2 separate regions of the Mus musculus genome follow, and region 2 is linked to region 1. A link is a loop called in an ENCODE intact Hi-C map of the cell type or tissue named here. Cell type or tissue: heart. All regions are shown on one strand.

What was found. Peaks named below come from ENCODE experiments on the same cell type or tissue, not always from the same donor. Only the 100,000 strongest peaks of a DNase experiment are listed, where the experiment ranks them.
Region 2: it touches region 1 in a loop (6-fold over the local background); 15 of 42 quality-filtered maps call a loop at or near these places.

The regions. Positions count from the first base shown.
Region 1 is chr10:80,442,371-80,450,370 of GRCm38, reverse strand. No RefSeq gene overlaps it. Among named protein-coding and RNA genes, the nearest start is that of Tcf3, 13 kb to the right of the region's middle. In heart, no CTCF peak of the experiment used is centred here; a DNase peak (open chromatin) is centred at 3,950; H3K4me3 peaks cover 362 bases; H3K27ac peaks cover 713 bases; H3K27me3 peaks cover 4,123 bases.
Region 2 is chr10:80,557,779-80,565,778 of GRCm38, reverse strand. Rexo1 (REX1, RNA exonuclease 1) reads left to right here and starts at 4,219. Exons shown (of 15, transcript NM_025852.3): 1 at 4,219-4,515. The coding sequence starts at 4,359. In heart, a CTCF peak has its summit at 3,908 (motif pointing right); DNase peaks (open chromatin) are centred at 3,978 and 6,098; H3K4me3 peaks cover 2,670 bases; H3K27ac peaks cover 3,116 bases.

The DNA.
Region 1 (8,000 bases):
AATTAATTAATTAATTAATTAATTAATATTAAAACCCTTTCCAGGAAGCCCTCACAAAGCACAGCTGTCCTGGGGTGTTCAGGCCTTCCCGCAGCCTGCCTGTCTCTTCTGCTGTTTAAATGACACCCTCTCTGGTCGCTTGCCTGGGGGGGAGGGGGTCCACTGGACATGGATCCTGTGAATGATCTAAAAATAGATAGGGGTAGTGGGTAGTGGAGGCACACACCCTTAACCCCAGCACTCAGTAGGCAGAGGCAAATTTGTGGCCAGCCTGGTCTACAGAGTGAGTTCCAGAACAGCCAGGGCTACACAGAGAAACCCTATCTTGAAAATCCAGAAAGAGGGGCTGGAGAGATGGCTCAGTGGTTAAGAGCACTGACTGCTCTTCTAGAGGTCCTGAGTTTAATTCCCAGCAACCACATGGTGGCTCACAACCATCTGCAATGGTATCTGATGCCCTCTTCTGGGGTGTCTGAAGCTACAGTGTATTCTATTCATGCACATAAAATAAATAAATCTTTAAAAAAAAAGAGAGAGAGAGAGAGAAGAAAAAACAGAAAGAAAAAAGATAGAGGTGTGGCTAGAGCCGGGGTTTGGGCTTAACCAGCAGAGGACCTGTTTCCTGTTTGCTTAGCCTGAACAAAACCCTGTCTCCCCCCCACCCCCCACCCCCAGTCATCACAGAAACCAGTCCTGGAGATTCACCCCTGTCATTCCAATACTGGGAGGTGGAGGCAGGAGGATCTGGAGTTTAAGGTGGCCTGGACTACATGAGACTTTGTTACAAAAATACACAAAAATAAATTGAAGGCTTCCATCCTCCATCTGTGGGGGCCTCTGTTTCCCCACCCTGGACAGACAGGTGTTTGTCTTTAGACTCCTTCCAGATGAACAGAAGCCAGCATAGAGGCTGCTGGCTGCTCACAGGGAACCTGATGTCTCCTGAGCTCTCTCTGTGCCCCCCCCCCATCCTTGGTCAGTCCCTTGTCTGAAGGGGACACAGTGATGGACCCCTGAGGGGCAGGTGAAGGCAACTCAGCTCCTTGGCTGGCGACAAAGCATCAGGGACCCTAGGAAGAAATCCGTGAGGGACTGGTAAGGTTCTGCCTCCGGGTGGACTAGGAACCTTAGAAATTGTGGAAGAACACAGGGTTCTCCTCATACCCAGAGGCGGGGCACCCAAAGTGGGGCCTGTACTTCTAATCCAGCTGTGCATTTATTGGGCTCCTGCTGTATACAGGGCCTTCTGGCCATCTCACCTAGGCAGTGAGTGTTTGGAGACCAACAACCTCCCTTAAGGGCCTCAGTTTCCCTTCCTGTGAAATGGGATTAGTTTCTTCCATCCCAGGCACACACTGAGGATGGAGACTGTTCTGAAGTGCATCCCATCCCTGCAGTGCTCTGGGACCACACAATTATGCAAGGATTGCTGTAATATCCTGGCCTCACCACACAGACTAAGTACTCAGCAAAGGCACGCATTAACAGATGCAGCCACTCTGCCTCAGTTTGCAAATTTGTAACACCCTCCCTAGGACCCAGGGAACATGGGATCTAGAGAGCCACCCCCACCAGGAATGAGCCTCTAGTACCCCTGTAGCCATTTACAAGAAGCCCTCCCCCTTCCCAGGCCCCCAGGCTGCCGTTCTCAGCCCAATAATCTAATCTTGTTTCCAAGGCTCCCGATCAATAACCCCCAGGCAGCGCCAAAATGAGGCTCTTAAAGGGCCAGCAGCCTGCCTGGACATTGGGGCCCATTCCCTCAGCTTTATTCAGCAAAAACTGTCCTCCATGGCCCCCACCCGCTTGCTGTGTGGCCCCAAGCCAGAGGCCTGACCTATCAGAAATGTTGGTGCCTATAGGACTCCATCTATGGGCTTGCCCAAGGAGGGAAACTGAGGAAAGATGGTGGACATTGGCTTGTGCCCTCTTGTGTAGCCTGCCTGCCTTCTGCCCTCCCTACCCTTCCTCCTGGGCAGACCCTCATCCCCAACCCCTATCCCAGGGTTTATTCAAATGCATTTATTGGGAAAAGGCCAGCCCTATATGCCTCCTGACCCAGTCCCCTCTCAGCTTCCCATACCAGGGACCAGCAGGAGCCAGAGTCCCCTCCATAAAGCCCTCCACACTTGCACCTCTGTCTTGGTCCCTGGAGTGACCAGCTGTCTGGAGATGCAGAGGTGGGCGCTCCTGGGGTCAGCAGGTGTGGAATACGCAGGAAGCAAAGAAGGAAAGCTGCCTCTGAGCTAGGCTGACAGAACCTTCCAGAAATGCAAATGGTAGCCTGCTCAGGAACAGCAATGGTGAAATCTTGGTGGATTTTTCTAGAAGCATCTGTGGTTGGCTCTCAAGAGATCACAGCGATGGGACTGTCAAGAAGACAGCCATGCTGACTGCTCAGGGGATACACAATGGGCCTGCGGGTCACTGGAAGCCATTGACCCCCCTGACCTGGCTTAGTGGCCAGCAACTGGGATTAAGGCTGAGCCTCCCTCCAGCCAGCCACTGTCCACATAGCAAGTGGCCAGGTCTGGAGCAGAGTCTAGAGATCACAGAGGCTGGGTGTATGGGGAAACGGAGGCCTAAGGAGAGCCACTGATATGCAGGCGCCCACCGACTCTGCTCCGACATACTCCAGGGGCTGCCTAAGGCTCCTGACCTGATCCTACAGGTCCTCCCTGACACCCTAGCTGATCCTCCACCTGACCACCTTCTGTGTCCAGTGTAGGGACTGCAAGGGTGAGCTGTGGTCGATGATACAGCTGACCTGGTGGCTGCTGTTGCCAAGGAGATGGCCTATGGTCACCATGGGTGACGACAGACATGAGCGGGAGGAAGAGAGGGTGACCAGAAAAGGCAGGACCCACATCAGAGAATCTGGACAGCTTCCTGCCTGTGCACCCCTGAAGACTCCAGGAATGGCCACTGGTGCACACCTGGAGATCCGCTGGCCAGTCACAGATAAACTCCTGTCTGCAGGGTCGACCAAGCAGGGCATTCTACATGGAAGGCCAATGTCCCAGGACCCTGCGGGATGAACAGCAGCTCAGCTTGCTGCATAGCCAAGAGCCCACTCCTCTGGTTCCAAAACTGATCTCTGGTTGGCAGAAGTTCCCTGGTGAAAAACATGTGGAACTAAGGCGCCGCGGGGGCGGGAGGGGGACGCTCCGTTATACAGCCTGTAATGAGTTAGGTATCTGAATAGTTTACTGGGTGTCTGACTTTAGATACAAAGGAGACACTCAGCCAGGCGTGGTGGCACACGCCTTTAATCCCAGCACTTGGGAGGCAGAGGCAGGCGAATTTCTGAGTTCGAGGCCAGCCTGGTCTACAGAGTGAGTTCCAGGACAGCCAGGGCTATAAAGAGAAGCCCTGTCTCGAAAAAAACAAAACAAAACAACCACTCCAAACAAACAAACAAACAAACAAAACAAAGGGGACACTCCAGGCATGAATCTGGCTTCCCAGCAGTGACAGGCCTCACATGGAGGAAGCTTCACAAAGGTGGAAATTGGGACAACACAGATAAACTGAGGCATGAACTATGTTCCTCTTCGAGGTTATGAGCTGAGGCAAAAGCCATGGGAATATGGGGGTGGGGGTGGTGGGATCCTGGAGCTGTCGATGTGCCTGCTGCAGCCGGTCAGTCCATCCAGTCAGTCCATGAGAACCTACTATTCACACAACATCGTTCCCAGCATAAGGATCGCCCAGAACAGATGACATGGGGGTCTTATGCATGGAAGTGAGACTCTGGGACACTAATGTGCCCAACATGAGTATTCACGCACCAACATGCTGTATAAGAACAAGCCTGTTAAGATTCTCTCGGTAGGGGTGGATCGGCGTGGACGTCGCTTGTGACATGCACGAAGTATATGAACACGTGAGCTGAGCTCGGTGCCTACAGGTGCCTTTGCACAGGTGCCTTTGGGTACACTTACGAACTGCGCTTGCGCACACCGAACAGCGCGCTGTGCACTCTGGAGCGTTTCTGAGCGTCGTCCGCCATCTAGTGGACAGATGCTGAACTGCCGCCCCATTCTGGAAAACTTGGGACGGGGGTCCCAGTGCTGCCTCTCACGTCCCTTCTAGGGGACAGTGTTTGCCATGGTTTCATTGGACTAAGAACAGGAAAGAACTGGAACAAGATTAGGGTCTGCAAGGGGTCAAAGGCAGGGCAGACAGAAAGGACACCCCCATCCCTCGCTTCTGGGCTGATCAAGTCGCAGGGAGCAAGCCAGGGAGCAGGGCTCCTCCACCGCTCTGCATCAGCTCCGACTTTGAGTTACTGCCCTCACTTACCTCATGGTAGACTGTACATTGTAATCTGAAATAAACCCTCTGTATGTGACACACAGCCACAGACAGAGATACCACTAGGTGGTGTCTCCTGCACAAGTGCACACAGGAAGACCAGGAACCCCATTCCATTTCTTCCCAGTCTCCTGGGAGTCCAGCAGTCTGGATTAGAGTCTGTGTGACCATAAGCATGTGGCCTTACAGTTCTGTGCCTGTTTTTAAATGGTCTAAGGTCACCAAAGGGACCTTTCCAAAGATAGCTGAGGTCTGGGGGCATATACAAAGGCCCTGTGCTCCAAGGCTAGGCTGAACTTCCAGGTCTCAAGGCTGGGCTGCTGAGGGGCCCGAGACTTCTGTCCTGAATTCAAGATGTGGAGACATTTGTGGGATTTTGGGGACCTAGGACCTTAAGGTGTTTCAGATGGATTCTGGGATTCTGATCTCTGGTTCTCAACTTTCAAAAGGAGGAGGAGGAGGAGGAGGAGGAGGAGGAGGAGGAGGAGAAGGAAGGAAGGAAGGAAGGAAGGAAGGAAGGAAGGAAGGAAAGAGAAAGAAAGAAGAAAACTTCAGAAGTTGGTTTCCATGCTGGGAGCTGATTGGATGTCCCAAAGTCAAGGTGGGAAGAGTGGCCCCTGTGAGCCTCAGAGGGGAGTTATTCCCAAGGTTCCCAACAGGACAATTCTCAGGGCCAGAGACCCCAGAATCTGAGGCTACACCCCAGGCCAAGTGAGGATGGCCAGCCCCACCCCCTCAGTTCCCAGTGATGAGTAGCAAAAGTTGCGGCTGCCCTGACTGATAGGCAAACATGCAAATGAGGCCCCACCCCCACTTTTCCACAGTGAGGGTCTGTATGAGGTTAGGGTGTCTCTGTATGGAGGGGTGTAGATCACCTAGAGGGCTTTAGAGGGACAGCCCCTCCCCCTCCCTTCACCCCCTGCTGTGGGAGCCCAGGCAGCTTGGCCAGTGGTAGCTGAGACACTGTGTCTGTCCAGCTCTGGCCTGGCCTCACCTGGCCACAGGATCCAACCTCACCACAGCTTGTAATGTCTAAAAAGGGGACCCTGTGTGATCGATTCTCCCCAACAGCCAGGAACCATGAGATAGGAACAACCCTGTCCCTGGGCCCAGAAAACTTCCTGCCTTCCCTGGAGCAGGCTGCACAAGGTTGCCAGTCTGCATCCAGGAGAGGGACCTTCACCTCAGGCCAGCCCGGCTCAGTCAACCACACAGAGCAGAGCATGGACAGGATAAAGCCACAGAGGCCAGAGCAGACTAGACAGAGAGACACAGACAGACAGGATAGCAAAGGGAGATGTGGGATAAAGACAGACACACAGACACACAGAGGGGGCTAAACACCCGTCATCCCAGTTCTCTAGAAACAAAGGCAGGAAGATCATGAGTTCAAGGTTATCCTTGGCTACACAGCTAGTTCAAGGCCAGCCTGAACCTACAGGGTGGTAGGGAGCTCTACAGAGGCCATTCCCTCTCCACCTGGCCTGGTGCCAGCCACCAGCTGCTGCCTCGGTTCCCCTCCCCCTTCTGGTGAGGGTGGGTGGCCCAGCTGCTGCAGGCCATGCACCACACACCACTCTGAGCCCCTGCAGCTGCTGCCCTCCCTGCCCAGGACCCCAAAGTCCACTGCCCAGAAGCAGGGGTTGTGTGGGCCTTCAGACTCCTCCGGGAAGCTTCTGTCTCCTCATCAGTGAAATGGAAACATCCATCTTCCTCCTCTCCCCCAACTGAGCACAGGGGCCACCAAGGGTCTGCAGGTCACCTCACGAGGTGTGGAGTAAAATCAGCTAATGAGGACCACTGAGAGGGCTCAGCGGGGAAAGGGGCTTGCTTCCAAGTCTGATGACCTGAGTTTGATTCCTAGAAATACCTGGTATGAGGAAAAATCTAATTCTTGTGTGTCCATGGCACATGTGAGCTCACACATACACACATGGATTAACTGTAGTAAACTTTTAAAAAATATCTAGCTGGGCGTGGTGGCACGCGCCTTTAATCCCAGCACTCGGGAGGCAGAGGCAGGTGGATTTCTGAGTTCAAGGCCAGCCTGATCTACAAAGTGAGGTCCAGGACAGCCAGGGCTATACAGAGAAACCCTGTCTCGAAAAACCAAAAAAAAAAAAAAAAAAAAAAAAAAAAAAAAATCTGATAACTCAGCAGATGGTGCAGGCCAGGGGGTAAGGGACGTGGCAGGGTTACTTTGGGGTTGGCAAATGCAAAGGTCCTGTGATCAGCAGAGACAGGGCATCCAGTGTCCTTGGAAGATAGCCTTGAATGCCTGACCCTCCTCCTTGCATCATGCCTGGCCTTCAGCTTTGGTATTTTGGAACAGGGTCTTAATCTGTATGTAGCCCAACCCAGCCCAGAACTCATGACAATTCTCCTGTCTCAGCCTATGTCACAGAGCTTACGTGTTAGACTGGAACTCAGAGCTTTACCCAGGGGCCATTTGTGGCTGGTAAGGAGAGGGACAGCCCTGTCCTCTAACCCGAGTGCCAGGACATAAGGAGGTGACAGAGGTGTGCAGGTCTGCAATCAGCCTCTCCTTCAAGCATTTTTTGTAAGATTAGTTATTCAAATATCATATTAATGTGTCTGTGTGGGGGCCACACGTGCACAAGGTCCTCAGAGGCCAGAAAAGGGTGCTGGATTACCCGGAGTTGAACTCTGTTGGCTCTGGGCTGTGATACAGATGCGGCCATCAGAAGTCCAGTCCAGTGGAAGAACAGCAGTGCTCTCAGCCACTGCACATCTCTCCTGTCTCCTGAGCCCTGGCTCTTGCAGCCCACTTCCTCCTCTGTGACCCTAGGGGCACCCCCCTAGACTCCCAGGCTCCTCACAGGGACTGCCCCTCCTTAATCCCCAGACACCTGCGGGGCCCCAGTCCCCACAGTTGAGACTCAGGATGCCCTTGAGACTTCCCACAGCCTGCTACTTGGCTATCAGTGTATTACTTCCTCTGTCTAAAGGACATGGTGGCCTATCTGTCTCCCCAGCACATGGGAAGCTGTGGCTGGAGGAGATGGCCTTCCAGGCCAACCTGGGCTACATAGTGAGACCCTGCTCCCCAACACCCCCTCCCAAAGTGGGGAGGAAGGTGGGGGGGTGTCTTAGTCAGGGTTTCTATTCCTGCACAAACATCATGACCAAGAAGCAAGTTGGGGAGGAAAGGGTTTATTCAGCTTACGCTATTCACACTGCTGTTCATCACCAAAGGAAGTCAGGACTGGAACTCAAGCAGGTCAGGAAGCAGGAGCTGATGCAGAGGCCATGGAGGGATGTTCTTTACTGGCTTGCTTCCCTTGGCTTGCTCAGCTTGCTCTTGTATAGAACCAAGACTACCAGCCCAGGGATGGTCCCACCCACAAGGGGCCTTTCCCTCTTGATCACTAATTGAGAAAATGCCTTACAGTAGGATCTCATGGAGGCATTTCCTCAACTGAAGCTCCTTTCTCTGTGATAACTCCAGCTGTGTCAAGTTGACACAAAACTAGCCAGTACAGGGGGTCAATCAGTAAAGTATTTGCCACACAGGCAGGAATCTGAGTTTAAACCACCAAATCCACATAAAGGGATGAGTATGGCTTTGCACACCTGGAGATAGGGCTGGAAGGTCCCCAGGGACTTCCTAGCCACTCAGCCTAGTGGAACTGGGGAGCTCTGTGTTCTGTAAGAGGTCCCAT
Region 2 (8,000 bases), 120 kb before region 1:
TATATTAAAGAGGGTCTCAACTGCTGGCCACGCCCCCACCGCCTCACTGAGGGATTCTAGAAGGAGCTGCTCCCCCCCACACACACACTATATGCACCAACTACATACTCTTGCCTTTTTCTGCTTTATTGCCCCGACTAATTCCAGAACATTCTTTTATGCCTAAATAAGCTCTTACTCCATAAGCTGTACCCTCCCCTTCCTAGCCATCATTCTTAAGTCTGCACCCCAAGTTCTGGATGTTTTCTGTGGAGTCCCTTACTCCCTTGGCCTTTTGTGTTGGTTCTCTCACCAAACATCTCCACACCAGTGAGTGGTCTCGACTCCTTTGGGAGTCCAACAGCCCTTTCACATGGGTCACTAAGACAGATTTACATTACGATTCATAACAGTAGCAAAGTTACTGTTACAAAGTAGCAATGAAAGACTTTAATGGCTGGTGTCACCACATGAGTAACTACATGTATTAAAGGGTCTCAGTAAGGTGTTGGCAACCACTCTATATTGTCATGTGTCACAGCCATTCTTCAGTTTAGGACTGAGCAAGACTCCCGTGTTCATCATTCATTTGTCAATGCACAGATTGTGAATTGAATTTAAAATTGGCTTCTGTGATTAGTGCTGATATGAACACGCATATTTAAGTTCCTGGGTGGCTGTGTGCTTTTTTTTTTTTTTTTTTTTTCTCGTTTTTCGAGGACAGGGTTTTTCTGTATAGCCCTGGCTGTCCTGGAACTCACTCTGTAGACCAGGCTGGCCTCGAACTCAGAGATCCGCCTGCCTCTGCCTCCCGAGTGCTGGGATCAAAGGCGTGCTCCACCACTGCCCGGCTAGTGGTGTGCTTTTTATCTTTGTTGGTAAGCACCTAAAGGTACTTGGCCAGCTCTGTGGTCTCCCATCTCCATTTCTGAGCTTATTTCAGAGATCCTTCTGAGAAGAGTGTGGCAGAACAACCCCCTTACAGGCCCCTAGTGAGGAATTGGGGGCATGGTCAGGTTGGATCCCCGCCTAGGATTCCAACCTCCTCCCAAAAACAAAACAAAACCAACAAACAAGAAACAAGCCCAACTTGTTCTGGAAGCGCTGTATTGTTCCTTCCTCTGCCTATGTTTCTCTTCATGATCATAAGTGTGGCTAAGGTGGGCACGGCAGGGCTGGGGAGGTGGAGCCACAAGGATCAGAGGTTCAACATCATTTTCACTGCTTAGAATGTTCACAGCAGCCTACCGATAAAAAACCAACAAAACCCCAAACATAATAGCCTAGGGGGTCTGTCATTCTCAGCTACTCAGGAGGCCAGGTAAGATGGTTGAGTTCAAGGCCAAGAAAAGGAAAACACATGTCAAGCCACCATCATTCAGCAGTGATGAGTTGGACAACAGCGCCAGATGCAGAAAGATTTGGATCTTTCTTTCGAACTCCCGGGTGAGTGAGCAGACAGGTGCTGTGCTGCAGGTTGTCTTGCCGGGACACCAGCTCTGGACCTCTGGTCTGACAGAGGTCGGAGATGAGACATACATTATCCTGATAACTATATTCGCAGAGGCTGAGTTATATGTGACAGTACTGAGAAGTAACCATGCCTGGGTCGGCTCCCTTTGCTCTTCTACCGTGCGTGAGAAGCAATCTCTGTACTGTTTCAGGCTCTTTGCCAAATAACTTTGTTGGGAAAAGGCCACATCTGGAACACCTCTTGCTGATCTTGGTGCCCTGCTGCTAGGCTGACTGTATTTCTATAGAGGGACCCTGCCTTGGGGTCACCTACAGCTCCTGCTTTTGGACCCCAAATTACAGCTGCCCTGTCACCGCCCCCTTCAGTTGTTGATAATAGTTGTATAAAGGCACACAGAATATGAAAGTGCACTTAAACCTCATTTCCATGTATAGCTCAGCACCATGAAGCTCATTCGAAGGCTATGCTTCAGCTTCCACCATCCATCTCCATAGCTCCCAATCTGACGCTCTGGCTCCAGTGATTCCAACAATGTCCTGGGGAGTGGGAAGCTGAGGGAGTCCAGAGATGTTGAAAAACATCTTTATTGGTGGGTGGTGGTGTGGCACGACTACAGTCCTGTCACACAAGAGGCAGAGGCAGGCAGGTCTTTGTGAGGTTTAGGCCAGCCTGGTCTACAGAGTGAGTTCCAGGATATCTAGGGCCACACAGAGAAACTGTGTCTCAGAAAAACAAACAAGCCAGGTGTGGTAGCACACGCCTTTAATCCCAGCACTTGGGAGGCAGAGGCAGGCAGGTTTCTGAGTTCGAGGCCAGCCTGGTCTAGAGTGAGTTCCAGGACAGCCAGGGTGATACAGAGAAACCCTGTCTTGAAAAAACAAAACAAAACAAACAAACAAAAAAAACCCCAGAAAAACAAAACAAAACCAGCTTTTATTTATTTTAAAATACCAGTTTCCAGGTAACCCAGGTTGGCCCTGAGTTCTCTGTGTAACTGAGAATGATCTGAGTCAATCTCTCACCTCTATTTCCACTGTACTGAGACTATAGGTGTGTTCCCACCTCTGTCTCCACTGTACTGAGACTATAGGTGTGTTCCCACCTCTGTCTCCACTGTACTGAGATTACAGGTGTGCTCCCACCTCGACCTCCACTGGACTGAGACTATAGGTGTACACCACCAGAATTGCTTTTGAGGCTGTGTAATAACCCAGGGCCTATGTCATATGTTCGTCATGCACCAGTGCTTATCCAGGTGACTTCTCTCTGTGAGAATTGTTAAATGCTGGTAGAATACCCTTCCAAAATTGCATGTGTTGGCTCAAGTCTGTAATCCTAGGATCCCAGAGGCTGAGGCAGATGGATTTTATAGATTTGAAAATGAGATGAGCCTGGAGTGCAGAAGGAGAATCTTTTAAAATAAACACCAAATAAATTGATTAAAAATTTAAAAAGCAGGCGGCCATGGTGACTCAGGCCTGTAATCTTAGCATTTAGGAAAACTGTCAGAAGTCCAAGATCAGTCTAGGCTACAGTGCCAGACCCTGTCCAGACAAACAGAAAGAGGGGTTCTGGGGATGTTGCTCAGTGACTGGAGTAACTGTCTAGCAAGCACAAGGCTTTGCGTTTCATCTCCAGCACTGTGTAATGGGCAAGTCCATCCAGTCTGTGTTACATGAGACCTTACCTCAATCAAAAGCAAAACAGAAAAGCGGTTGGGGAGAGGGCTCAGTGGGTTAGAAAGCTGTGCACAGGTCTCAGGACCTGAGTTCTAATCCCCAGCACCCATTTAAAGCTGGGTATGACCAGGTGAGTGCCACCCTAGGCTTTGGGGTGGAGGCAAGCAGATGCTGGGAGCTTGCTAGCCAGCCTGCCCAGCTGAAGTACTTCAGTGAAGAAGCCTGTCTTAAAGGAAAGAAAATGGAAGACTAAACAAAGGGGTGGGAAGCTGTATGCTCCTCTAACCTCTGCATGCGGGTGCACAGTGTCGCCTCCCTCCAAACACCCCAGAACAAAGCAAAAACAAAAAAACAAAAAAACAAAAAAAAAAAAATCAAATATATTTCCAGAGTGTAGCTTAGTTGGAGTGCCCTTGTCTAGTGTATGTATCTAGGCACGGCAAAAAGAAAAAAGAAATGCCCCACTGATACCCCTCGTGGTTAGGTGACTATTTGAGCATCAATTAGGTAGGTTTCTCAGGATAGGCACCTCAGCCAATTAAGACCCTGGCTAGAGAGTTGGCTCAGTGGTGAAGAGCACTTACAGCAATTGGAGACTTGGGTTCGGTTCCCAGTACTCACATGACCGTTCATAACCATGAGTAGCTCCAATTTCTGGGTATCCAAAGCCCTTTTCTGACTTCAGCGAGAATCAGAAACACTCATGTTGCACATACATAGAATTAGAAAGTAAATCCTAAATCAAACAAAAACCCTGGCCGTGAAGCTCTCCTCGTCCTCCGGGGGGCGCACGACGGCCTTATATAGCCAAAGATTACAGCGGAGACTCGCGGTGCATTTCCAGCCAGGCGCACTCTGGACAGCCCAGGCTTCTCAGGGGCTTGAGGCTCAAGATTGCGAAGCTGCACCCGCGAAAGTCCGGTGCCGGAAGGTTCTCAGGACCAGAAGCATATAATCACGCGTTCTTTAAAGCTTCTCTTGTCCTAAGCTTCGGGTCTTCCGACGGCTACAGTTCCGCGGGAGACGACATTGTAAGCAGGCGCACTTCAGTCAGCCCTTCCCGGCGTCCCTAGCGACAGCGTCCCGGGGGCCTCTGGGGGCCTCGGGGCAAGATGGCGGCGTCGGCGGGGTCCGAAAAGCGCGAGCGGAAGCCTCCGGGGCGAGTGTGAGGAGGGGTCCCGGGGTCCCGGGTATCTCCGGGCCGGGGCCCCGCTGCGGAACGGACCATGCTACGTTCTACCGGCTTCTTCCGCTCCATCGACTGCCCATACTGGGCGGGAGCTCCCGGGGGGCCTTGCCGGCGGCCCTACTGCCACTTCCGGCACCGCGGAGCTCGGGGTCCCGGCGCTCCCGGTAGCGGCGGCGCAGCATCTCCTGCATCAGGTAAAGCCCATAGGACCGCCCTGGGTCCCACAGCCCGCCCGTGCTACATGTTTCCCTTGCTCAGCCAGACCGCGCACTGTCAGATTGCTGTCCCTCTCCTAGCTGCCATCGCGATGCTGTGCAAATGTCTAGACCTCTCTGGTCATTAAAGCATAAAGACGGTCACGACGGAGCGAGAGACCGTGCATCCCCGTCCCCAAGCTAGGGGACTTGGTGCAACTCCTCCGGTTCTTATTCTGTCCACCTTGTTCCGAACGATATATCATTCCCTCCCGTCACCACGCACGCCACCCTGTGCGCTTGTGGCATACCTTGTTTACGAACGCGACAGTTTCCTGGGATGAGTCCCCCCCCCCCCCCCACTGTCTCCAGTAGTTGGATGCACAAGGCCATAGGGGCACCTGCTGTTTGTCGAGCGGAAAACCCCCTTGCCTTGAACGGGTGTGGACTTTGAGCTTGGCAGGGAGCATGTCGCAATTAGTGTGATGACATTTTGAAGAAGGCCTCAGGGATCAGGCAGTGTGTAGGAAGTATTGTATTAGAGAAAAGACATTAAGGTTTTGTTATTTGTCTTTTGTTTGTTTTTACTGTTGTAGGCCAGGCTAGTTTTGGACCCAGGACCCTGAAGCTGCAACCTCCTAGGTTCTGGGATGGCCCTAACCGGACCCTTAGGATTCCAATTGCATTTAAAGAAGACATTGGAGAGCCTAGAGAGATGGCTCCGATTTAAGAGCACTTTCTGTTTTGGGCTGGGCCTGCTGCGTGCACACTTTTAGTCCCGTTTCTCTAGAGGCATTGCCGGGTGGACCTCTGAGTTTGAGTCCAGCCTGGTCTATATAGGAAGCCTTGTTCCAGAAATCCATAGCCAGTGAGTCCCTGTCTGAGGGGTGGGGGCCACGCTTGCTACTGTTGCAGAGGCCCTGGATTGGGTTACCAGCAGCCACATGGCTGGTTTGTAAACCCAGTTCCAAGGCACCAGCCATGTGTGGTGCAAATGCAATCACCCAGGCAAACTCTCATGTGGATGAAATTAAAAACAAAAACCTTTAAAAAGTGGCATGGCACCCAGGTATGGTGGTGCATGCCTTTAATTTCAGCATTTAGGAGGTAGAGGCAGGTGAATCTCTTTGAGTTTAAGGCCAGCCTGGGTTACATATGTGGTCATCTCTAAAAGAGAGACAGGGCATTGTTGACTAGAGTACCGTTTAGTCCCCTCTGGTGGCCTCTGTTCCTTAGAAATGGCTTGGTGAACTTCACCACTGACTCCACCCCCAGGTCCCAGGTTTATTTTAGACCACTCTCTCTCAAGCTGTTGTCTTTTATTTAAATAATGGTATATATATATGTGTGTGTGTGTGTGTATATATATATATACATATATATATATATCGAGCATTTAAATGGATAGATAGGTTCACTGTGTAGCCCAGGCTGGCCTCGAACTTGAGGTGATCTTCCTGCCTCTGCCCTCTGAGAGTTTGAGGGCCAGGCATGACCTGCCACATCTCTTGTTGTTGGGTCCCCATCCTCACACATACATTGGCCTAGGACACCTGCACTGCAAGTGGCCCTTTGACAACTCTGTGTGTGGTGGTCAGGCTCCACACCTGGCCGCCATTGTCCTTGCCGGGTCAGCCGGGGACTCAGCCCAGGTGCTTGGGAAGAGGAGGGGCATAGCTTGGCAGATTTCACTGCAGGGTGGGCCCTGAGTGCCTGGCATAGGCGACCTCTCAGGCTGCAGTGCCCAGCTTGGTGACATGCAGTGCCTTTCGTTTCCTATAGACTTATGCCTGTATGGGTGTCCAACTCGGTGTGTCTGCAGAGGCCAGAGGGGGACATTGGATTCCTAGGTCTGAATTTCCAAGTAGTTGTATGCCTTCAGCCATTAGTGTTACGGATGGAGTTCTGACCGTGGCAAAAGCAACCAGTGCTCTTAACCCCTGAGCCATCTCTTTCACCCTTTTGTTGTTTTGTGGGATTTTGTTTTGTTTTTTGAGACAGGGTCTCTGTGTACCCCTGACTGTCCTGGACTCACTCTGTAGACCAGGCTGGCCTTGAACTCACAGAGATCCTCCTGCCTCTGTCTCCAGAGCACTAGGATCAGTGGTGTGCACCCCCACCACTAAGTTGACATCCTGGCTTTTAAAGTTTACTTCCTTTTTGTGGATTGGGGATGGAAGCTGTCTTCTGCTGTGCCCAGTGCTGGACCCAATACTGTGCCATCCCAGTGCTGTACCCGGTACTGTGCCATCCCTGAACAGTGTTGTACCTGGTACTGTGCCATCCCTGAGCAGTGCTGTACCTGGTACTGTGCCATCCCTGAGCAGTGCTGTACCTGGTACTGTGCCATCCCTGAGCAGTGCTGTACCTGGTACTGTGCCATCCCTGAGCAGTGCTGTACCTGGTACTGTGCCATCCCTGAGCAGTGCTGTCCCCGGTACTGTGCCATCCCTGAGCAGTGCTTGGTCCTCACCTTTCCTCTCACGTTGTTCTTCCTGTGCTGTCTTGCGCCACAGCTGGTTACTTGGTTCCCCAGAAGGTCATGTTTGGGGTCTGGTGCTTCTCTGTGTGTCTGACAGTCCTCAGGGAATGGTGCTCCGTTCCTCGTGGCATCTCCTGGTGTCCTAGACATGATGTCCAGTCCTGCTCTTCCTGCTCTGGGGATTCTTCTGTCCTCTCCTCAGTGCTCCTCTGAGGAGGCCTGGGCCTGGGCTGCTCTGGATTAGGATAAAGTCCCTACACCTGTGGCTCAGCCTTGGTGGCATCCCTTGGGCTCCCTGGAGTAGCCCTCCATGGCCTTTGTACCCACAGGAAAGCAAACCCTTATGTGACTGGTCTCCAGTGGCTCAGAGCTGCAACAGAAGCTAGCCACCTTTTCTCAGCTGGGATACATAGTTACCCTGTTGAGATGCTGAGTGCTATGGAGGAAGACAGGCTGAGGGACAAAGGAAGTTTGTTCACTGATACCAGTGAGGGAGGTTAGAGCTATGGGCATAGGAGGTGATTCCTCGGTGGTAGCCCCTGTGAGTGGCAAGACTGGGCCTTGGGTTTCTCTCTGGATTCCTATTGGCTGGTGTACACGAAGCCCGGGCCCCAACACAGCTACTGTCCCTGTCAAGGGAGGGGTATGTATGAGAGGAGCAGAAATGAGAAATCAGGGTGTCTGAGCCAGAGAGCTAACCCCACCCCCACCCTTGCCATGTCTTCAGGGCCTTGGAACCTCCATCTGAGACCCCCAGCAATGTTGTGTGGGTGGCAGCCAGGAGTGAAGTGTGAGTGGCTCCACACACGCCCAGCCAGAGGTGTTCCCATATTTCCCTGTGGACAGTTTGGTGCTAAGGGCAAGTCCAGAACAGAAGCTGTGGAGCTTCTTAGAAGGAACAGGCTTTGTCAGGTAAAGGAGGGTGTTCCTAGGGCAGAGAGTGGGGGGTGGGGCGAGAAAGTGGCTGTGGCCAAGTTCCTTCTGAGCCTTGAGGGCCTCTGGA